2 separate regions of the Homo sapiens genome follow, and region 2 is linked to region 1. A link is a loop called in an ENCODE intact Hi-C map of the cell type or tissue named here. Cell type or tissue: endothelial cell of umbilical vein. All regions are shown on one strand. Links, peaks and the distances in the headings refer to the core of each region. The heading gives the core; the rest is flanking DNA. Region 1 has its middle 35 kb from the start of RLN2. Region 2 has its middle 18 kb from the start of AK3.

What was found. Hi-C counts contacts between places; a loop is a spot of excess contacts. Peaks named below come from ENCODE experiments on the same cell type or tissue, not always from the same donor. Only the 100,000 strongest peaks of a DNase experiment are listed, where the experiment ranks them.
Region 2: it touches region 1 in a loop (2.8-fold over the local background); 11 of 110 quality-filtered maps call a loop at or near these places.

What each region holds. Positions count from the first base shown.
Region 1 is chr9:5,267,793-5,270,710 of GRCh38, reverse strand. No RefSeq gene overlaps it. Among named protein-coding and RNA genes, the nearest start is that of RLN2, 35 kb to the left of the region's middle. RefSeq lists an enhancer at 1,093-1,628. In endothelial cell of umbilical vein, for the core only: no CTCF peak of the experiment used is centred there; a DNase peak (open chromatin) is centred at 1,270; H3K27ac peaks cover 2,434 bases.
Region 2 is chr9:4,758,166-4,761,083 of GRCh38, reverse strand. No RefSeq gene overlaps it. Among named protein-coding and RNA genes, the nearest start is that of AK3, 18 kb to the right of the region's middle. In endothelial cell of umbilical vein, for the core only: a CTCF peak has its summit at 1,591 (motif pointing left); a DNase peak (open chromatin) is centred at 1,573.

The sequences.
Region 1 (2,918 bases), core at 220-2,719:
CTGGGATGCAGGGCATCATGTCCCAAGGCTGCACAGAGCAGTGGGGCCCTGGGCCTGGCCCACGAAACCATTTTTCCATCCTAGGCCTCTAGACCTGTGATGGAGGTGTGGGGGTGCTGCCCTGAATATCTCTGAAGTTCCCTGGAGACATTTTCCCCATAGTTAAGAGATGTGTGACTATATAGATAGATAGAAAGATACCCAGAATTGCGACAGAAAATTATTAGCTAGGAAACATGTAATCTTTATTCATAGATAGAAAACTGGATCTCAAGAAAAGCCAGTTATTTCTGATAAAAGTGAAGACAGAGTATGTTCAAAATAGGTAAACTCAAATGAGTTATCAACTAGCTACTGTATCTCTTAGTACGAGTAAGTACTTTAAAATAAATCCTCCCTGGCTGCCACTTTCATGAGGCAGATGTATATAATGTCATTCTACTTCGTGGTGACCTCTTAAAGAGACCTATACTCATCTATACAGAGATACCATTCAGACAACTATGGATTACTGGAGGGTCCATGGAAAGAAAGGAGCAAGCTATTTTATAAAATGATGACATCTTAAGGAATATGTGAGCTGGAAAGGAGTTCCATAGATAAATTTGATTAGGAAGGCGTATAAAATTTTTGAAGAGTGGCAATTGTGAAATCAGACTGCTTGGTTTATATTCCTACTCAACCACTTAGCTGTGTTACCGTAAGAAATTAGCTTCACCTCACTGTGCCTCAGTCCTCTCATTGGTAAAATGGGGACAATAATATGTACTCTGTGGCATTGTTGTAAGAATTGTTAGATAAATCATGTTAAGCATTTAGCATAATGCTTGACATTTAGCAAAAAAGTATCAAATGTTAGCTTTTATTATTATTATCAATCTTACTGAATTTCTTTCATTAGAGCACATTTGCAAACCATTAGTTTACCTACTGTTGGTGAATCAAAATGTGGATTGCTGAAGGAGATTTGGCAGATTTTCTTACAGTGAGAGGGAGATTGCATATTGGATGGAGTAGGAATGCCTCTTAAGGGCCTGCCAGGTCCCTATCGCCTCTTCAAAGCATGGGAATACAGAAAGATTTGGGTCCCTTCAAGGGAAATTCCATTCATCTAGCTTCCTTTGCAACCAGCAACTGGTGACGTGAATAAATAACCTGCTCAGCAAGAAGGTAATAATAACTTAGACAATCAACCTTGTGTAAATTAGAGTCACAAGATGTTTGGTTTCCTGTATAACCTAGTGGTAACATCTTGACATATATCCTCGAATTTTTTTCAGAATCAAGGACTACCACTGCACGAAAAATGCTGATTGCTGTCACATAGACCTCAAACAGAATGGAACCTCAGACAGACCGGAACCCGAAAGTAGATGAGGAAATTCCAGAAATTCCTCAGCCCTAACTCACTTTAGAGAGCCCCCTTACCTCAGCCTTTAACAATCTTTTGCTTGTAAGCTATCAGGGAGTTTTGGTCTTAAATGTTACCTGCCAGTTCTCCTCGTTTTCTGCTCTGCAATAAATGCCTTTTTGTTTGTTTTTTTTTTTTTTTTAATCTCTCTATAAGCCTAGGAGTGTGTGTTTGCCTTTGCTGTGGCAGTCAAGCTGACCCAAGTTTGGTTTGGTAATGCAAATATTAAAAATTGCTTCAAAATAGTTTAAAAACAGATAGAACAAGTGAAGCAATATTTAAATGCAATATGTCCAAAGCTGTGTTACATATGCTAGTTTGGTGAACCAATATAATAATAATAATAGAAAATGGCGATATTATCCTCTTAGATGTTAACAATGGCTGTTTACATATTAAAGACTTTAAAGACTTGTGTACTTTAAATTTAATCTGGCTTTTCACAACTTCTTAGACTACTGAAACTACTCATGATCAAGGACCTATTAATAGCTACTAAAAGTAGTTACTGTGAAATCCTTTCAATACAGGTGAAATCCTTTCAATAACAGCAAGTTACAAAGGAAAAGTTTAAACATTTGGGCACCAGCAATGGCAGAGTGAGGACTGAGTGTGGGCAGTCAATGAGATTTCAAGTAGGGCCTTGGGAGCAGTGATTGGTCAGCAGCTTGAGGGCAACCAATGGAAAGTACAGAACTAGTCAGGAGTAGGAACTCTCACCTGACAGTCCTCCAGGTCCCAGTACCAGCTTCTCCTGGATATTGAAGATCCTCCATTAAGTTTTCCTGCGGAAGACCTCAAGGCCACTCACAATTGTGTTGTTACATGACCATTTAGGCAGACATTTAATTGAGCTGGCTTTGATCTAAATGGTTAACTGGCTCAGTAGCACCCAGACTCTTAGCAGGTTGGACAAGAACAGACTGAGCTTCCTGGGCCTAGACTCTTTTGCTCTGAACCTTCAGCCTTTTTCTGGGAACTGCTGTTGTCACCTACCAACCTGTGTGTGTGTGCCTATCCTGGGCCTAATGCTGCTCTCTCTTCCTGGCTCAACTGGGCTTTTATAACCTTCAGTCTGTCACTCAACTTGAGTCAGTGGTTCCAGCTCCAGTTCTTTCACCACTTGCCTTCTTAGAATTTTTTACTCAGCTCTTGTTCACCTTCCCAACTCCAGTCTCAAATTCCCCCACATCTTACTACAACAATTCTTAATAATTACCATAGTTCTTTTTACCAAGTTTATTATGCCTATCAAGAGAAAATTATAAGACATACTAAAAGGCAAATACTTAGTTGAAGAGACATAGCACCCATTAGAATTGAACCTGGTGTGACAAGAAATTGGAATTAACAATGGGGAATTTTTAAAAATTTCACCTCCATTTTCTCAGAATGTGAACAACTGGGAATGTGAAGTACCTCTGATTAATATTCTACAGGTGCTAATAAATAAAGTAGACAGCATGCATAACAGATAGGTAATGAAAGCAGAGAGATAGCAGTTCTA
Region 2 (2,918 bases), core at 270-2,769, 510 kb after region 1:
AATTTTAAGCAGGAGAATGACTTGAGAAGATCTGCATTTTTGGAAGATCTCTCTTGGCAGCAATGCTGAGGGTGCAGGACATCCGGCTTGGGTGATCAGATGTCATTTTCTAAGAGTATACAGAGGGAGGGACAGGGTTGGGGGCAGTGGGTCAAGGAAGAGTAAAAGGGACACAAAAGGGAGCCTGGGCACGGTGGCTCACCCCTAATCCCAGCTACTTGGGAGGCTGAGGCAGGAGAATCGCTTGAACCCAGGAGGTGGAGGTTGCAGTGAGCTGAGATTGCACCACTGCACTCCAGCCTGGGCAACAGGGTGAGACCGTGTCTCAAAAAAAGAAAAAACAAGAGACACAAAGGGAAAGAGGAGGCCAGGCATGGTGGCTCATGTCACAGGAGGAAGAAGTTCAAGAGATCCATGGAGACTGTAGTTAGTAACAATGTATTGTATACTAGAAAATTGCTAAGAGAGTGGATTTTAAGTGTTCTCACCACACACAAAAAGAAATGTGAGGTAATGTATATGTTAATTAGATTGATTTTGCCATTCCACAATGTGGACGTATATCAAATATCATGTGGGACACCATAAATATATACAATTTTTATTTGTCAGTTAAAAAATTTTGAAAGAGCAATCATTTTAGAGTTTTCCCAGCTTGTAGCCATGAGGGGTTACATGGGTGTCTTTATGTCCACAAGAAGAGCGGCACTGAGTAGGCAAAAGGACAGGTGCCCAACCCACAGCTTCTGCTTATTCCCTTCCTTCCCCTTGACCAAGCTGAACTTACAGCCTGACCACAGAATGACCCAACAAAGCTAAATTTAATTGTGTTTGGAACCTAGGAGCAGACTCAATTTGATTTCTAAACCTCCCGAGAGAAGCAGTGTACCCAAGGCCATCTATCGTGTGGCATGGATAAGGGAGTCTGTCTTCTCTCCTTTTGTCAGGGAGTTCTGGGGTCTGTGTTCATTTCCCAGTTGTCCTTGACAACCCTGTTTTATGCTGGACAGCAGAGTGGGAAAAGCACTGGTCAGGAACCAAACGAATTACCGAATTGTCTGACACTGTCGCTTAAGCTGGCTGTCTCTGTTTTCTGTCTGTAGAACAGGGATAATAGAGCCTGCCCTTAATCATTGCGTGGTTGGTCTAAAGGGTGAAATGAGACAGTGCTCTCGAAACTGTGAAATGTGCCAGGAGCGATGGCTCACGCCTGTAATCCCAGCACTTTGGGAGGTGGTGGTGAGTGGATCACTTGAGGTCAGGAGTTCGAGACCAGCCTGGCCAACATGTTGAAACCCCGTCCCTACTAAAAACACAATAATTAGCCAGGTGTGGTGGCCTGCACCTGTTATCCCAGCTACTTGGGAGGCTAAGGCAGTGAGCCGACATCGCGCCACTGCACTACAGCCTGCGTGACAGAGACTCCGTCTCAAAAAAAAAAAAAGAAAAGAAAAGAAGAAAAGAAAAAAGAAAAAAAATAAACACTGTAAAACGAATATAAGATAGGCCCTACAACTAGGAGCTGCGTTACCGGAGTTAGGTCGGGAGAAATAATGCAGGAATGGCGCCCCCTTCTGTGCGGCGCAGGAACTGCAACACACGCTGGCGGCAGCCTTCATCCCTGGTGGGGTCCGAGCCTCAGGCATCTCAGGGAGGGGACCTTGAGGGGAGGGTGGCATAGAACCAGAGGGAAGTCATAAAACTGGGCCTGGCATCTTCACAGCAGCTTAGAATTCTCAACCATGACCTTCTATGCCCACTTCGGGACTCCATTAGTCACAGTGGGTCTTTCCTGCAGGAGACTCCAGCCAAGATATTTAGGCCAGATGATTTTTTTTTTTTTGAGTTTCGCTCTTGTTGCCCAGGCTGGAGTGCAATGGCACGATCTCGGCTCACTACAACCTCCACCTCCTGGGTTCAAGTGATTCTCCTTCCTCAGCATCCCGAGTAGCTGGGATTACAGCTGTCCACCACCACGCCCAACTATTTTTTGTATTTTTTAGTAGAGATGGGGTTTTACCATGTTGGCCAGGCTGGTCTCGAACTCCGACCTCAGGTGATCCACCTGCCTCGGCCTCCCAAAGTGCTGGGATTACAGGCGTGAGCCACCGCGCCCAGCCTAGCTTCTAACAGAGTTTATTACTTTTCTTTTTCTTTTGTTTTCTTTTCTTTTTTTTTTTTCTGGCCAATTGACGCTTCTGTGGACCTAAAAGGAAGAAGCTGAGGCGAAATTAATATAGAGAGTTTATTGGGGTCAAGGTTGAGAACTGCAGCCTGGGACACACTTTCAAGTTGCCTTGGAGAGTGCTCCCAAGAACAAAAAGAGAGCCTCGAATGTTTAAAGAATATAAGACGAATCAGGAGAGGGGGCAATTACAAAATTGATCATTAGGATTTCTCATTGGCTTACAGAAATAACACTGATTAGTGATTGGCTAGACTTTGTTGAACTATAGGGTGTATGGCATTTCATGGCTAATTGGCATCAGTTAGTCTAGAGTCTTCATAGCAAGAGACTTCAAGAGATCATTATTCAGCTCGAGAAGGAGTGAGATGTGACTGCAGTTACATCCCAATGCCTCTCTGGGCCTGATAATGTAAAGGGGTTCATATTTCTCAGATTAAAAATTTATCTTTTATCAGTGACTTGCGCCTGTAATCGCAACACTTTGGGAGGCCAAGGCAGGCAGATTGTTTGAGCTCAGGAGTTTGAGACCAGCCTGGGCAACATGTCAAGACCCCACCGCTACTAAATTAGAAATTAGCTGGGTGTGGTATCAGGCACCTGTGGTCCCAGGTACTGGAGAGACTGAGGTGAGAGGATCACTTGAGCCCAGGAGGTTGAGGCTGCAGTGAGCCATGTTTGCACTGAGCGGGGTGACAGAGCAAGACTGTCTTAAAACAAACAAACAAACAAA